2 separate regions of the Homo sapiens genome follow, and region 1 is linked to region 2. The links are chromatin loops, found by intact Hi-C in ENCODE. Cell type or tissue: psoas muscle. All regions are shown on one strand. Each heading gives the region's core, and the rest is flanking DNA. Links, peaks and the distances in the headings are about the cores only. Region 1 overlaps KANK1 (KN motif and ankyrin repeat domains 1). Region 2 overlaps KANK1 (KN motif and ankyrin repeat domains 1).

Evidence for each region. Peaks named below come from ENCODE experiments on the same cell type or tissue, not always from the same donor. Only the 100,000 strongest peaks of a DNase experiment are listed, where the experiment ranks them.
Region 1: a loop joins it to region 2, with 2.0 times the contacts of the local background. A loop is called at or near these places in 2 of 110 quality-filtered maps.

Annotation. Positions count from the first base shown.
Region 1 is chr9:740,868-749,160 of GRCh38, forward strand. It overlaps KANK1 (KN motif and ankyrin repeat domains 1), which reads left to right. Exons shown (of 12, transcript NM_015158.5): 9 at 1-67; 10 at 1,338-1,538; 11 at 3,624-3,722; 12 at 4,306-5,236. The coding sequence ends at 4,368. LOC124902109 (a long non-coding RNA gene) reads right to left here. Exons shown (of 4, transcript XR_007061394.1): 4 at 6,382-6,602. Among named protein-coding and RNA genes, the nearest start is that of KANK1-AS1, 59 kb to the left of the region's middle. In psoas muscle, for the core only: no CTCF peak of the experiment used is centred there; DNase peaks (open chromatin) are centred at 4,134 and 5,344; H3K27ac peaks cover 4,674 bases.
Region 2 is chr9:640,033-648,365 of GRCh38, forward strand. All of the region lies in intron 1 of KANK1 (KN motif and ankyrin repeat domains 1), which reads left to right. Among named protein-coding and RNA genes, the nearest start is that of KANK1-AS1, 41 kb to the right of the region's middle. In psoas muscle, for the core only: no CTCF peak of the experiment used is centred there; no DNase peak of the experiment used is centred there; H3K27ac peaks cover 2,653 bases.

The sequences.
Region 1 (8,293 bases), core at 1-8,000, 100 kb after region 2:
AGAGAAGGACATGCGGATTGTGGAAGAACTCTTCGGCTGTGGGGATGTGAATGCCAAAGCTAGTCAGGTTAGTGCGCCTGGTTCCTGTGCTCAGGAATGCACCCGTAACCAGCAGACAGGACTGCGGTGGCCATTCTGGCAGAGCAGGCATAGATGCCACGCTTCCACCACAGTGCACTTGTTTGCAGGCCTGCCCTGAGTCCATACACTGCCTGGCACTCCTTGCTGACCAAACATACCAGGGAAATATGGGCTTAAATTTCACACTGGAAACTTCTCCCTCCTTTGCCTTGCCTTTTGTCCATTTGCATAGTTTGCATGGAAATACTGTTAGTTCCCCTACATATAAATGATTGCGCATCCCCATCAGATGCTCAGTGACTGTTGCTTCCTGTCTCTGTGTTGTACTGTCTTCATAGCAAACAGTGTCCCAGGTCCAGATGTGTTCACAGCTTGACTTTTTTTTTTTTAAGAGACGGTCTTGCTCTGTCCCCCAGGCTGGAGTGCAGTGGCGGGATCTTGGCTCACTGCAACCACCCCCGGCTCCCTGGTTGCAGTGATTCTCCTGCCTTAGCCTCCCGAGTAGCAGGGACTAACAGGCACACACCACCACACCTGGCTTTTTTTTTTTTTTTTTTGAGACTAAGTCTCATTCTGTCACCCAGGCTGGAGTGCAGTGGTGCGATCTTGGCTCACTGGAAGCTCTGCCTCCCGGGTTCACACCATTCTCCTGCCTCAGCCTCCCAAGTAGCTGGGACTACAGGCGCCCACCCCCACGTCCGGCTTATTTTTTGTATTTTTAGTAGAGACAAGGTTTCACCGTGTTAGCCAGGATGGTCTTGATCTCCTGACCTCATGATCCACCTGACTCAGCCTCCTGAAGTGCTGGGATTACAGGCGTGAGCTACTGCGCCAGCCCCTGGCTTTTTTTTAAGTAGAGATGGGGTTTCAGTGTTGCCCAAGCTGCTCTTGAACTCCTGAGCTCAGACAATCTGCCTGCCTCAGCCTCCCAAAGTGCTAGGGTTACAGGCGTGACCCACCACTCCAGGCCCACAGCTTGACTTTTAACCACCACCTGAACTTCCAGCCCCTTACTCTACTGAGACATCCTCCACGCTAAAATGAAGTTGGCTCCTTACTTTATGCCCTTCCTTTGCTCATAGCTCATGGGAAGCTGGTTTCTCCCTGCTTGCCACCACCTGCCCCAAGTAGTTCCATCGCCAGTTCTTTCCCTTCTGTCACCACACTCTTCCCCCTTTCCCTAGCACAGCCCCACTAGAGGCCACCACTGCCAGCTCAGTACGTACTTCTGAAGTCCTTGTCATCTCTTCCCATAGGCGGGACAGACGGCCCTCATGCTGGCGGTCAGTCACGGACGGATAGACATGGTGAAGGGCCTTCTGGCCTGTGGGGCTGATGTCAACATCCAGGATGACGAGGGCTCCACGGCCCTCATGTGTGCCAGCGAGCACGGACACGTGGAGATTGTCAAGCTGCTGCTGGCCCAGCCCGGCTGCAACGGTCACCTAGAGGACAACGTAAGCTGTCTCCATTGGGCCTCCTGGCCAGGGGTCTGGGGGACTCTGGACGGGAGCTCTGGGAGTGCCTTTTGGCCAGGAGCGACCAAATCCTCCTCTATTCTCCTCTGGGATTTGTGTCGCCATCTAGGTGCCTCCCTTCACAGCCAAGCTTGGCTACACTTACTGTGTGTGTGCAAACTAACACGCTCATAAACTAGTACCCAAAGCAGAATAAATAGGCCCTACCCCAAAAATTCATGAAATGAAAAAGTGATTTAACGGGCATGTCCAAGAGCCCCTCTACTAAAGGGAAATCAATGGATTTGCACTGCAGAATCAAATTCAGTGTAGGTGACTTCTGACAGGTGCACTTGGAAATCTGGATTATCATTAGAGGCTGGGGTTACACGGTGACTAAAACCAGTTCCTACTATAGTGAACCTTTTCCACCCAAAGTGAACACACTGACCCATCAAAGTGAGTAGCTTGTGACACAACATATGCCAGAGCCTGCAGAGTAGCTTGACTTCTTGAAGCGTTTTCCCATTTCTGCTTAGTCTGTCCCATCAACACCACTCTGCTCTCTTCTCCCAGTTCCCAGGCTGTCCACATTTCCAGATAACTCCTTGACCGGGAAACTCAACCAAAGGGGGTACTTTTGCGTGTCTCTAGGCCAAAGGACAGGAGTGGTGATAGGTAGAAGGTAGGAACTGGCATGTAGGCAGTGAGATGGTGTAAAGGTCACAGAGGTCGGGTTGGCTTGGTTCCGTTTTTGAAAGTTTATCTCTGTGGATCACAGGTTTGGATCAGAGCTTCTTTAGCTCAAAACACCAAAAAGTTAGGAAAATATCCTTTGTAGGTCAGATTCTTCTGGGCCCAAGCCAGTAGGGAGAAAAACCAGCGGAGTTTTTCACTGGTATGAGGGACTGACTAGCTTCACACTCAGCCATCTCCACAGGAGCACATGGAAGCTGCAGCTGTAGCAGATTCCCTTCTTCCCCTCTGTGGGAGGGAGAGCTTCTGACCGACTTCTTTCTTCCAGAAGAGTTTGTTAGCTGTGCTGTGGTTTTTGTTTGATTTTACTTCTATTATCTTTCAAAGCTTTTGAGGGGAAGGATCATAAGATTAAACCAAAGAGAACTGTGTCCTGCTGCTGCTGCTGACCAGAGGGAAATCCGTATTTCAAGACTAGATAGGCTGGGCACAGTGGGTCACTCCTGTAATTCCAGCACCTTGGGAGGCTGAGACAGGAGGATCGCTCGAGCCCAGGAGTTCAAGACCAGCCTGGGCAACATAGTGAGACTCCCATCTCTACAAAAAAAAAATTATCTAGGTGTGGTGGTATGCACCTGTAGTCTCAGATACCGTGGTGGTTGAGGCAGGAGAATCACTTGAGCCCTGGAGGTCAAGGCTACCGTGATCTGTGATCGTGCCACTGCACTGCAGCCTGGGAGACAAACCCTGTCTCAAAAAACACACTAGACAGAAGACAAGTTGTGTTGTTCTTTCCCTTGATACTCCTTTATATCCATTTAAATCCCTGAAATTTAATGGAAATCAAGCAGTTAAGTGAAGCTTTTTTCACCCATATGTAGTGTTTCCCCTCTTATTTCCAGAAGTTGGATCTGTGCAACCCACTGGGATTGCGTGCTTACACACAGATGTTACTTGTAGCCTTAAACCGAGGTGGTTTAGGGTTTTAGGATCACAGTGCCCTCTCTAAGAGGAAAGGTAAAAGATCTTTGGCAAATTGCAGAGTCTCTAAACACACACTACTGCTGCTTGCCTGGTCATTCATAATTAATTAGAAGAAAAAAAAACTTTCTATCCCCATCTTCTGCTTCCCCCTCCTGGTGGGCAGAATGGTTGAGTAAGATAATCCTCTTAACTGGGACCTCTGGAGGGTGGAGGCTTGCCTCATTCATCTTCACATCCTCAGGCCTTCACCCTTAGAGGTCCCAAAAAAGTTTCCCAGAAGACCGAACGAGTAGGGATATTTGGGGAACCTTGCCAATTATTGGAGGGTGTTTTGTTCTGTTACCTTTCGGTTGTCTGGAGGTTTGAGAAACCCAACATGGCTTGTTCTTTCCATCTTATCTTAAGGATGGCAGCACTGCGCTCTCAATCGCCCTGGAAGCAGGACACAAGGACATCGCTGTTCTTCTGTATGCCCATGTCAACTTTGCAAAAGCCCAGTCTCCGGTCAGTGTTGTGCATTTGGCATTTGTAAATAGGCTGAAATCCACCAGACTGGTGGACCCCCTTCCTCCAGGAATTGACGGGAGACAGATTTTATGTTGATTCAGAAAATGGAAGTTTTAGTCTGGAGCTTAAGAGTTCATCCTTTCCGCCTCCACCCCGCAAAAAGCAGGAGAACTAATGTTTTAGCAGAGGCTGGACCTTGCTTGTCCTTGCAAGACATATGCTCACAGCTTCCCATAGAGGTTTTGATTCTGTGCAGAATTATCCAGATAGCAGCCCCTGAGCCCATGGGGATATTTCGCCATGGTTCTGGCATTGTTCCTGAAGCAGATGGCAGGCAGCCTGTAGTCCACAGTTCACTCTGAGTGGGAAGGTGACTTCCCAGGACAGCCGGACATAGCACTGCTGAGCCCAGCTGGCCTTGGAGCTGTGGACACCTGTTCCCTGTTCTCAGCCAGAGCTCTCCTGGCTCGGGCTCACAGCTGCTTGTTGCCTGTGGTGGGCCAAGATCCTATGTCACAGGGTACACATCTGCCTGAGGTCACTTATTAACCCCCAGTTTTTTTCCTTTCCTGGTCTCTAGGGCACCCCTAGGCTTGGAAGGAAGACGTCTCCTGGCCCCACCCACCGAGGTTCATTTGATTGATTGTATGCAAATAGCCCTTTATTTACATGCCACTATTAAGCTGCTAATTGTTCCTGTTGGGGTGACAGATACTGAATGTATACGTATTGTGCCTGAGCTCACCAGCAAACAGAAGCATCAAGCCCAGGGGTAAAGGCTGAAGCTTTCACAGTGCAGAGACTGCTAGCCTGGGCACACACACCTCCTTTCTGGCCGTCTTCTGTGTAGGGCACACTTTAACCCAGTCTCTGTTGCTGTTGAGTCTCTGCTCCGTTTTGTACAGTCACAGGGAATTCTGATCTGAAGGGGCACCTTCTGTTCACTCCCACAAAGTGGTGTCTGGTTCTCACTGAGACGTTTTAAGATTTTTCCACAAATATTTATATGTACTAAATGTGGAACCATTAGAAAGTTCTTCCAAAATCTCATTCCAGCATAGTTTTGGATTTTTCTTTTGTCTTATTTTAAAATAAGGAAGTCGAGATGACTTTGATCATTGGTAACTTGGGCCTGGGCCAGACAAAGTATAAAACTTACAAAAGAATATTCTCATTTGGTCTTAACTAGGTAGATGTAATATATGACTTTTTATAAAAAGGGTATCTATATGAACTTGACACAGTATTTTCAGCTTTTGTATTCCATACTAAAGCCATGAAGAACTACACGTAACATCATCATTTGTATTAATTGCACAACTCCAATGCTAAAGGTTGGATTGTGTTAGAGGAATCGGCTCTGTATTTGCCTCTAGAGAAACACAGTGTTCTCTTTGTATTTATGGATTCCTTTTTACCGTGTCACATTTACTTTGGTCCTCTATGTATTTAAATGTTTGAAGTGCCTTAGACTCTTGCCATATTTTCAAAATAAAATTCCATTAAGCTCTTTTCCTTGTCCCTGTTTCATCTCTGATAGCTGTCCGCCCCGAGCCGATTGACTTACGGCAGTGGCAGCACACGCTGATGGATTGAGCTGAGCAGGGAGGGTGAGTGCGCCAGTTGGCTCCGACAGGGAGACAGCATCTTCCGAGGGCGCTTGTCCACTTGCACAGCTTGGCTCCTGACTCAGATTGCAAGTCGGGAGGCTGAAGTTTGAGGCCTCCTTAGACAAAGCGCTCTTCCGATGGGTAGCCGGAGATGCTTCTTCTCAGGTGCAGAAGCACTAGTCCTTGACTCTGAGTACAACTGCTGGGTGACTAGGTGATACGTGTAGTGACAAGAAAGGAGAGATGAAGCCGGACACTTTTTTTTTTTTTTTTTTTTTGAGAATGGAGTCTCACTCTGTTGCCCAGGCTGGAGTGCAGTAGCATGATCTTGGCTCACTGCAAGCTCCACTTCCTGGGTTCACGCCATTCTCCTGCCTCAACCTCCCAAGTAGCTGGGACTACAGGCGCCCGCCACCACGCCCGGCTAATTTTTTGTATTTTTAGTAGAGACAGGGTTTCATCGTGTTGGCCAGAATGGTCTCGATCTCCTGACCTCATGATCAGCCCACCTCGGCCTCCTAAAGTGCTGAGATTAAAAGCATGAGCCACTGCATCTGGCCTCAAATTCTTTTTAAATAGTAAAGTAAGTTGGGACCATCTCATTAAATGAAGCAGCATGGCAGCCAGAATTCAAACCAGGTGTTCTGGCACAATCGCTGGTGGTGAGTTTTGGCCAAGGCCATCTATGAGAGCCAAGTGCACTGGAGAAATATCAGAGACTTCTTCTTTCCCTCCCTCCCTCCCCCGCTTTTAAAAATTAAACATTATTGAGCTCAGGAAAGAGGCCAGAGAATAGACTTTTCCCATAGGTGTTTCATTATGAGGTCTGTTTCAGAGTCAAGATTTGAACCTTTCAGAGGAAAACAATTTGGGGGGCTGTGAGAGCCATGCTGGCAGTGCAGGCAAACCTGGGCAGCAACAGACCAGCTCTCCCAGGACCACAAGGATGACTTTCCTCTGCATGAACTGTGAAAGTGAGGTCACAGCCACCTGGAGGCACATCCCTCTCGGGACATAACCTAAACCTACTAGCTGATACATGCTGAATTTCAGATCATGTAGCTCTTCAAGCCCAAGTTCCTACAGATCCAAAATGGCACAATAAAAGCAGGAGAGAGAGAGAGAGAGAGAGAGTGTGTGTGTGTGTAGAGAGAGAGAGAGAGGTAGAGCCATGCGTGGTCTGCCCCTTATGGGCATAACCTACCTTTTGAGCAAATAAGGTAGTACCTCTGGTGGTTCCCGGGCCTGGGAATTTTCTTTGTTCCATCTGAGAAAGGAAAGGCATGAATGTAAATGAATGAGCAAATGAATCCCCCTGTCTGCATGCTGCCCTTCTGATTTCTCATGCTAGATTTTGAAATAGAAAATGAGTGCTTGTTTTATCAGATACAAGATATGTATCTGACCTCTAAGTAATGAATGCTAGATGGTACCTTGTTTGCTCTAATCACACTAGGCATTTAGAATGCCTTTTATCTTGGGATCCTGGTATACTATATAAACAAGCCTGATTATGCCCATTGGTACAGCTGCAGTTTATTGAGGCACAAACTCCATAAAAGGGATTTGTGACAGGAGGCTTGGGCAAGGTTCCCAAGTAAGACCAGCATGGGGTTGGCAACTCCTGATCTTATTTTCCAGCTTAAGAGAAGTCTAGGTGGGTGTGGTGGCTCACACCCATTATCTTAGCACTTTGGGAGGCTCAGTCAGGCAGATCACTTGAGTCCAGGAGTTCGAGACAAGCCTGGGCAATATAGCAAGATCTCATCTCTACAAAAGAAAAATTAGCTGGGCGTGGTGGCATGTACTGTAGTGCCAGCTACTTAGGGGTTGAGATGGGAGAATCACCTTGGCCCAGGAAGTTGAGGCTACAGTAAGCCATGATTGTGCCACTGCACTCCAGCCTGGGTAATAGAGTGAGAACCTGTCTCGGAAAAAAAAAAAAAAAAAAAAAAGGAAGGTTTAAATCTTTAAGTGATGAAAAGACAGCTTCCCAGAAACCTTGCCTTGGAAGTTGAACCACGGACAGTTGGGAGCCACCCCAAGACAACAGGAGTGGAACAGTGGGACTTTTGAGAGTTTAACCTTAAGAAAGTAAAACTAAGCCAGGTGTGGTGGTTCACACCTGTAATCTCAGCTACTGGGACAAAGGCTGAGGTGGGAGGATTGCTTGAATCCAGGAGTTTGAGGCCAGCCTGGCCAATGTAGTGAGACCCCCATCTCTTTAAAAAACAAACAAACAAAGGAAAAAAAAACTGGCAACTTGTCGTGACACTATTACGACTAAACTGACAACTAAATGTCTCACCAAGGGGGAGGAAGGGTGCTTCTGGAGACGTTTACTAGGAACACTTCATCTAGCTCTGGTATCCAAAATAAATGAAGCTCTGAGCGCTTTCCTTGTAAGTTAATACTTGGGAGAACAACATTATCCCTGATTTTTGTACTACTGAAGTACTGCCGATATCTGACAATCCTTGCAGATGGAATCACATAAGAAAACTATTTCTCCTTCAAAGGAAATAATGACCAAACATAACCTTTCTTTAAATTCTGCTAGATCTTTTGTGGGGGAACTTGCTACAAGTAGAATTACATTTTTATGATTTTGTATAAGCCTTCCCTTCACGAGACACTTAAGAATTTCCAGAGGGAGCAGGTAGAAAATGCAAATTTCAGTCGGACACGGTGGCTCAGGCCCATAATCCCAGCACTTTGGGAGGCCGAGGCAGGCAGATCACCTGAGCTCAGGAATTTGAGATCAGCCTGGGCAACATGGTGAAACCCCACCTCTACTAAAACTACAAAAAACTAGCCGGACGTGATGGTGCACGCCTGTAATCTCAGCTACTCAGGAGGCGGAGGTTGCAGTGAGTCAAGATCACGCCACGGCACTCCAGCCTGGCCAACAGAATAAGACTCTGTTCTCAAAAAACAAACAAACAAACAAGCAAATTT
Region 2 (8,333 bases), core at 135-8,134:
AAACATTGAGAACCATAGCAGTCTCTCAGACCTCGTTGTACTCAGCTTCATTTTAGGATAACTCCACATTTGAGTTAAGAAACCAAGAGTTTGTATTCCCAACTCTATGCTTCATGAGGTTAAAGACTCTTGGCTTCTCATTCTCACTGCTCAGGCAGGGGTAGTCCATCTGAATGGAAACTCCTTTTTGGGGGGCACACATCATTTTTATTTTATTTTATATTTCTGAGACAGAGTCTCGCTCTGTCGCCTGGGCTGGAGTGTGTGATCTCGGCTCTCTGCAGCCTCCACCTCCTGGGTTCAGGCGATTCTCCTGCATCAGCCTCCCGATTAGCTGGGATTACAGGTGCATGCCATCACGCCCAGCTAATTTTTTTTTTTTTTATACAGAGTCAGTCTCTGTCTCCCAGACTGGAGTGCAATGGTGTAATCTCGGATTACTGCAACCTCCGCCTCCCAGGTTCAAGTGATTCTTCCACCTCAGCCTCCTGAGTAGCTGGGATTACAGGCGCCTACCATCATGCCCAGCTAATTTTTGTATTTTTGTACAGATGGGGTTTCATTATGTTGGCCAGGCTGGTCTTGAACTCCTGATCTCAGGTGATCCACCTGCCTCGGCCTCCCCAAGTGCTGGGTTTACAGGTGTGAGCCACCACGCCCGGCCTAATTTTTTTTTTTTTTTGAGATGGAGTCTTGCTCTGTTGCCCAGGCTGCAGTACAGTGGTGCAATCTTGGCTCACTGCAAGCTCTGCCTGCCGGGTCCACACCATTCTCCTGCCTTGGCCTCCCGAGTAGCTGGACCTACATGTGCCCGCCACCAGGCCCAGCTAATTTTTTGTATTTTTAGTAGAGACAGGGTTTCACCATGTTAGCCAGGATGGTCTCGATCTCCTGACCTTGTTATCTGCCCGCCTCGGCCTCCCAAAGTCCAGGGATTACAGGCGTGAGCCACCGCGCCTGGCCACCACTTTTAAATGTCTGTGTTGCAGTGAAATTTTAAAAGAGAGAGCTAAATTTTGATGTCAGTTTTTAAATAGATGCTGCCAAGAGCCATGTTGATAGCCCAAACCAATTTTCCATTTATACCAGTGATATACTTCAAGCCTGAAAAATGTAGTCCAGTGTGGGAAGAAGCCCTGTGATGGTGAGAAATGCAGTAAGAAACTGGGTTCTCCCATGGAACTGATAATTAATGCAATCAGATATGAACAGTATGTTTAAGGATAGTCTGGACATGAATGTGTATAATCTGTCTTTATCAGATAAACAAATAAAAGTCTTTTACCTAATCGTCGTTTCCTGAGTTAGAAGAATCCTCCTTATCAGATACCTGCTTTGGTCATTGGAAGGAAAGTAGAACATCCATCTTGGTGGTGATCCTTGTTTCTTAGTACTCTGTATATCCTTTCCAAGAGACAGGTTTCTTTTATGAAATGGCTAAGATCATCTCCACCACCATGAACAACATGCAAATGGAGCTGCTGCACAAAGTTTAGGGAGTTCTAAGCGTTGGGATTCCAAGGCATATTACCCTGTACTGAAGAAACTCGGAACAGAGGCATCCTCAAATCCTAACTGCAAGGAAGCGTAGCCTGTGTCCTTTGTTGATGGAGGAATGATTCAGTGAGAAAGAACACAGTGATTTTTTTCTCTACCTATCTTACATCTTACTCTCTTGCCATTTCTTGTAACACCTTTTCATCCTGTCTTAACCTTCAGCTACCAGCTTACCCTGATCGTAATGACAAGGAAATTCATACATTTTGGTTTTTTAAGGACTACTTTATTAAGGTATAATTCACAAACCATGCAGTCCACCCTTTAAAGTATACGATGCAATGGTTTTTAGTAAATTAACATAATCGTGTAACCATTGGCATAAACAACATTAGAACATTTTCATCACCCCAAAAAAGAAAACCCATACCCATTGGCAATCAAAAGCCGATTTCCTCCCCAACCACCACACACCCCCCAGCACTAGGCAATCATTATTCTACTTTCTGTGTCCATGGGTATATTAAATACTGTGTTGTAACTGGAGATAGGATGCCCATAGTCAGAAAGCTTGAGCTCACATGAACTGTTGGCTTGGATTTCTGTGCGGATTAAACCAGCTTACTTCTGACACGGCAGATGCTGGGCTTTTTAACCTCTTTCCTCATTGTGCTTCCTGACTTGTTACCTCTGTATCATAAAAGCATGAAAGGTCGTAGAATAAATGAGTCTGCAGAAAACTGCGTGGTTAAGTTACCCCATTTGTGTTTTACAAAGATAGCGGAAGGGAATAACCTTTGAGGGTCACATACAAAAAGCCATTTCCTCATCCTCCCTAACCTTAAAAAGTCGACATTATTTTTACAGCAGCTTCTCTAAATTGACTTACACTTGAACAAACTAAAAACTACAAGAAGAGTAGAGCTTAGCTGGCAGGCCTGGTTTTGAACAAGTGTTTGATTTTGCTAATCTTGGTAGTGCATAAGGTCACTTTTGTAAATTTCCTGTAGAAAAATTCTTGGTTCTTGGACACACTCAGCTACTAGAACAGAGAGATGGTTTATATTTTTTCTATGAATTACCAGCTGATAAAATTCCCCTCCTTTGAGTGGGAGAAAAATTCAAGCCAGACAAGAACTTTTGTGGCAGGTAACTCTTACTTGAAATTTATTTGGATTTCTAGAGGCAAATTAATTTCTCTCTCTGTCTTTCACAATAAATAGGTGCCTGTCACCTTTTTTTTTTCTCTATCTAGTGAGCTGCTTCTATAGATGGAAGAAAGTTAGTCCTTCCTTTTGGTATTTTGAGAGTTTTATTTTTAGGCCTCTCCTTGGCTGTCTTTTCTCCTTGTAAAGCCAGTGTCGAAGTAATGGCAATGGTAAGTATGCTTAGCGTTCTAAATTTTTTTAATGCATGTTTATTACTAAGTAATTTATCTCCTTTTCTTCTACTTTATAGCTCCATATTAAATATGGTGGCACCTTTTAATAAAAAAGAGGAAAGCCTATTTGGAAACATATAAAAATAGCACAGGATAGGTCATTTTTCAGATTCTGGTCAGATCACCATTTGGAAAGATCTTATTCTTTAAAGCAAAAGTTTTGAACCAAGGATCTGTTGAAGATGGGGAGTGACTCTCATTCATCTCCATCTTCCTTTGAAATTTCATACAGATTTTTTGGTGTGTGTTTGTGTGTGTCTGTATTTTCTAATGAGAAGATCCATAACTTTCATAAGCATCAAAGCCACTGCCTTTAAATATCTTTTTGATTACTTTTACTGTAGTTATTGTTTTAAGATCTGCTTTTTGCCATTTAAAAACATCTTTCAAATACTAGTTAACTCTTAAATGTTTTTTTGCAGAATAAGATCCTTTTTGCAGTACTTTTTGTTGTTGTTTAATACCTACCCAAAATTTTGGTCCAAGCTCTAGGGGCCTCCTCCCGAAGAATTTGGTTTAAAAGCAAAAGATTTTTAACATAAATAAACCAGAATTTGCTTTTTTTCTTTTTGATTTTTTTTTTTTTTTTTTTTTGGTAGTGATAGGGTCTCTCTGTGTTGCCCAAGCTGGTCTCGAACTCCTGGGCCAATCCTCCTGCATAGGCCTTCCAAAGTGTGAGGATTACCGGTGTGAGCCAATGTGCCTAGCATTGATTTGTGGGGGTTTTTTGTTTTTTTTGGGTTTTTTTTAGAGACAGAGTCTCGCTCTGTTGCCCAGGCTGGAGTGCAGTGGGATGATCTTGGCTCACTGCAGGCTCCGCCTCCTGGGTTCAAACAATTCTCCTGCCTCAGCCTCCTGAGTAGCTGGGATTACAGGTGCCTGCTACTGTGCCCGGCTAATTTTTGTATTTTTGGTAGAGACGGGGTTTCACCATGTTGCCCAGGCTGGTCTCGAACTCCTGACTTCAGTTGAGGCACCCGCCTTGGCCTCCCAAAGTGCTGGGATTACAGGCGTGAGCTGCCACGCCTGGCCTTGATTTGTTTTTGCATGTGAGAAAATGTATGTCCTAGTGTAGTGTGGTGTGTCATTAGAAGCATGATTTGTTCTTACCAATGCAGTGATTACATTGGTTCTTCTACATTCAGTAGAATGCTAATAATGTGGTAATGCTAGTCGCCAGTCTTCTTAATCTCTATAACAGAGGAAGCAGAAGTAGAGCAGATCCTATCCTAGCCTTGTAGGTCTAGAGACCGAACTATAGTGTCTTCTGGGAAAGCACTTAAACAAAACACAGGTTTATAAATTGTTATGGTCACTAATGTTTCAGTCAAGATGGTGACTACCTATGATTTGTGTGTATGTGCTACCCTTTTGAGAAGCATTAATTAGTCCGTTCTCTCACTGCTATAAAGAAATACTGGAGACTGGGCAATTTATAAAGAAAAGGGGTTTAATTGGCTCAGGGTTCCGCAGGCCAGGAAGCATGGTGGCTTCTGGGGAGGCCTCAGGAAACTTAGAATCATGGCAGAAGGCAAAGGGGAAGCAGGCACGTTTTACGTGGCCAGAGCAGGAGGAAGAGAGAGGAGAGAGGTGCTACACGCTTTTAAATAACCAGATCTCACAGTAATTCACTGACTCACTGTCACCAGAACAGCACCCAGGGGATGGTGCTGGCCCATTCATGAGAACTCTGCCCCCATGATCCAATCACCTCCCACTAGGCCCCACCTTCAACACTCGGGATTACTGTTCAACATGAGACTTGATGGGGACACAGATCTAAACCATATCAAGCATTAATATTACTATTAACCTGTGTGAAAAGGAACTGAATTCTGCTGTGACATTTTTTGTTTAAGAATTAGGCCTAGCAGGTGTGGTGGCTCACGCCTGTAATCCCAGCACTTCGGGAGGCCGAGGTGGGCGGATTGCCTGAGCTCAGGAGTTCAAGACCAGCCTGGGCAACATGGTGAAACCCTCTCTCTACTAAAATACAAAAGAATATTAGCCAGGAATGGCGGTGTGCACCTGTAGTCCCAGCTACTCTGGAGGCTCAGGCAGGAGAATTGTTTGAACCTGGGAGGCAGAGGTTGCAGTGAGCGGAGATCACACCACTGCACTCCAGCCTCAGCAACGGGGCAAGACTCCATCTCTACAAAAAAAAAAAAAAAAAAAAGAATTAGGCTTAGGGAGTGCATGGTGGCTCACGTCTGTAATCTCAGCACTTTGGGAAGCTGAGGTGGGCAGATCGCTTAGGGTCAGGAGTTCAAGATCAGCCTGGCCAACATGGCAAAACCCCGTCTATACAAAACTACAAAAATTAGCAAGCCATGGTGGTGGACATCTGTAATCCCAGCTACTGAGAAGTCTGAGGCAGGAGAATTGCTTGAACCTGGGAGGTGGAGGTTGTAGTGATCCAAGATCATACCACTACACTCCAGGCTGTGTGACACAATGAGACTGTGTCTTAAAAAAAAAAAAAAAAAAAAAAGGCCTTAAGATAAAAAACAGTGAAATAAAAGAAGTCATATTTTTAAGAAATGAAATCCCTAATGTTTAAAAATTATTTAATGTATAAAATTATCAATTTTTATACATTAGGGATTTCATTTTTTTAAATATGACTTCAGGCTGGGCGTGGTGGCTCATGCCTGTAATCCCAGCACTTTGTGAGGCCAAGGTGGGCGGATCACCTGAGATCAGGAGTTCGAAACCAGCCTGGCCAACGTGGTGAAACCCCATTTCTACTAAAAATACGGAAATTAGCCGGGTGTGGTGGTGGCATGCACCTGTAATCCTGACCAGCCAGCTGAGATCGTGCCACTGCACTTCAGCTTGGGCGACAGAGCAAGACTCCATCTCAAAAAATGTGTATATTATATATATATGACTTCATAGACACACATTGGTCTATACAACAAAAACAAAGCATTAGGAAATTATCTCATGATTTAGCCACAAAATTAAAAGATTTATTTCAACAAACACTTATTGAATGCTTACCCATTTGACTGGATGATGCGTAGGAATAACAAGAGGTCTGAGGCATAGTAGTAGACCCATGGAGCTGATAGTTTCAGGGCAGGGTAGACATCTAATAAAGTCTTTGTTTCCTTTTGTAAGTTTCTCTAAGTTTGTTTAGGATACCTATTTTGACAGCCATACAGATCTTCAGAAAATAGGGATTATCACCAGACACCACAAGGAAATAGGTGGAAAAATATTTAAAAATAAATTGTAAGCCAAGCATGGTGGCCCATGCCTGTAATCTCAGCATGTGATTTGGGAGGCCAAGGCTAGAGGATCACTTGAGGCCAGGAGTTCAAGACCAGTCTGGGCAACATAGCAAGACCTATATCTACCTAAAAAAAAAATTTAAGAAAATTTAAAATAAGTAAATAAATTGTAGTAAAAATGTAGGTTATGTTTCTTCGTCTGAAAATAAGCTATTCTGAAAAGCTAAGCTTTCCCAATGGTACATGAGTTCTCTCTCTAATTATATCTTCTGTATTCCTCTCTCACTTGAATAATTTTCTTTTGAAAACTTTCTGAAGTTATATGCTTTCAGACTTTGTAAAATAATATGTTGAACATGATTAATCATCTCTCAGTTAGGTTCATTATTTTCAATCATATTATTGTATTGTGCTGTGATAACAATGTCCCTAGAAACTGGACAGTTTATAGAGCAGTTCGCCTGATCATTTTTGTTTTTTAAGTATCTTTTTTTTTTTTTTTAAAGACAGTCTCTCTCTGTCACCCAGGCTGGAGTGCAGTGGCACGATCTCAGCTCACTGCAATCTCCGCCTCCCGGGTTAAAGCAATTCTTGGTCTCAGTCTCCCAAGCAGCTGGGATGGGACTACAGGTGCATGCCACCACGCCTGGCTAATTTTTTTTTGTATTTTTAGTAGAGACAGGGTTTCACCATGTTGGCCAGGCTGCTCTCAAACTCCTGACCTGAAGTAATCCACCCGCCTCAGCCTCCCAAAGTATTGGGATTACCGGCGTGAGCTACTATGCACACCCCTTAAACATCATTGTAAAAATCACTTCCCTTGCTATAGGAATTTGGCTTTGAGTTACTAGGCCTTCCAGAAGCCATCCCCATGACTTTGTTATCTGGCCTAAGCCATAGGTGGGGAGTGGGGAGGGAGACATCCAAAGTTAATTAGAACCAAGTATAAATTTGCCATGGATTTAAGCCTTCTGTATAAGATAAATTCATCCATAGTATTTTTGGATTACTTTATTTACTTGATTATTTATTTACTTATTTGATTATTTCTGTTCTCATTAATTTTCTAATTATGACTAGACAACTAAGTTCTGGGTAAGATATGTCATTATTACGTAATGATGTCTTATTCTTGGCATTATAAATGACTATACTGTGTTGTAGTTTTATTATATTTATGACATATGAGAAATAAATAATAGGAACTTTAAGAAGACTCTATCACTTCATATCTCTTTGGTCTCTTTCTCTGTCTTTAACATTGGTCAGGTTCCAAACTAGTGAAAACTACAGAAACAAGTGCAGTTTTCTAGTATAGTCTTTCATCTTACGAAAATATATTTAATCCCCACTCTTTTTTAAGTTTCACTTTGCCTTAAGGGGAGTGGTCTTAAGAAAACTCTTAGTATAGTTGTGAGTATCCATAGTGTCAAATGAGGGGAAACATTGTAACAATGTTAGGAGCCAAAGTTCTCACCACAATCTCATCAGATGTCCTGAGCTATTTTTTACTTGTTAACTCAGAACAACAAATACTAAAGAAAGTGCCAAACAACCTCAATTCTTCTGGCTCACACTTATATATAGCAGAGATACGAAATAGCCCGCAATCCCAGATCTTCCATGGGTAATTTTGGGAAAGTGTTTTTCATAGAGATGTTGAAGTCCATGGAAATCAGGTAGAACACTAAAGGACCCGGTTGACCCAGTACATTGCAACCCTCTGCTCTCATGTGCACCTCACACACAGCCAGTCTACGGATTAGAGACCACCATTTCTGGGGGTTGTTATCTTTTTTTTTTTTTTTTTTTTGATACAGAGTCTTGCTCTGTCGCCAGGCTGGAGTGGTGCAGTGGTGCAATCTTGGCTCACTGCAACCTCCGCATCCCGGGTTCAAGCAATTCTCCTGCCTCAGCCTCCCGAGTAGCTGGGACCACAGGCACACACCACCACGCCTGGGTAATTTTTATATTTTTAGTAGAGACGGGGTGTCATCATGTTGGTAAGGATGGTCTCAATCTCTTGACCCTGTGATCCGCCTGCCCCAGCCTCCCAAAGTGCTGAGATTACAGGCGTGAGCCACCACGCCTGGCCAGTTCTTTTCCTTTAACTTGTATTAACTGCATAGTAGTTAGTTTCTCTTTCTTCTTTCTTTAAT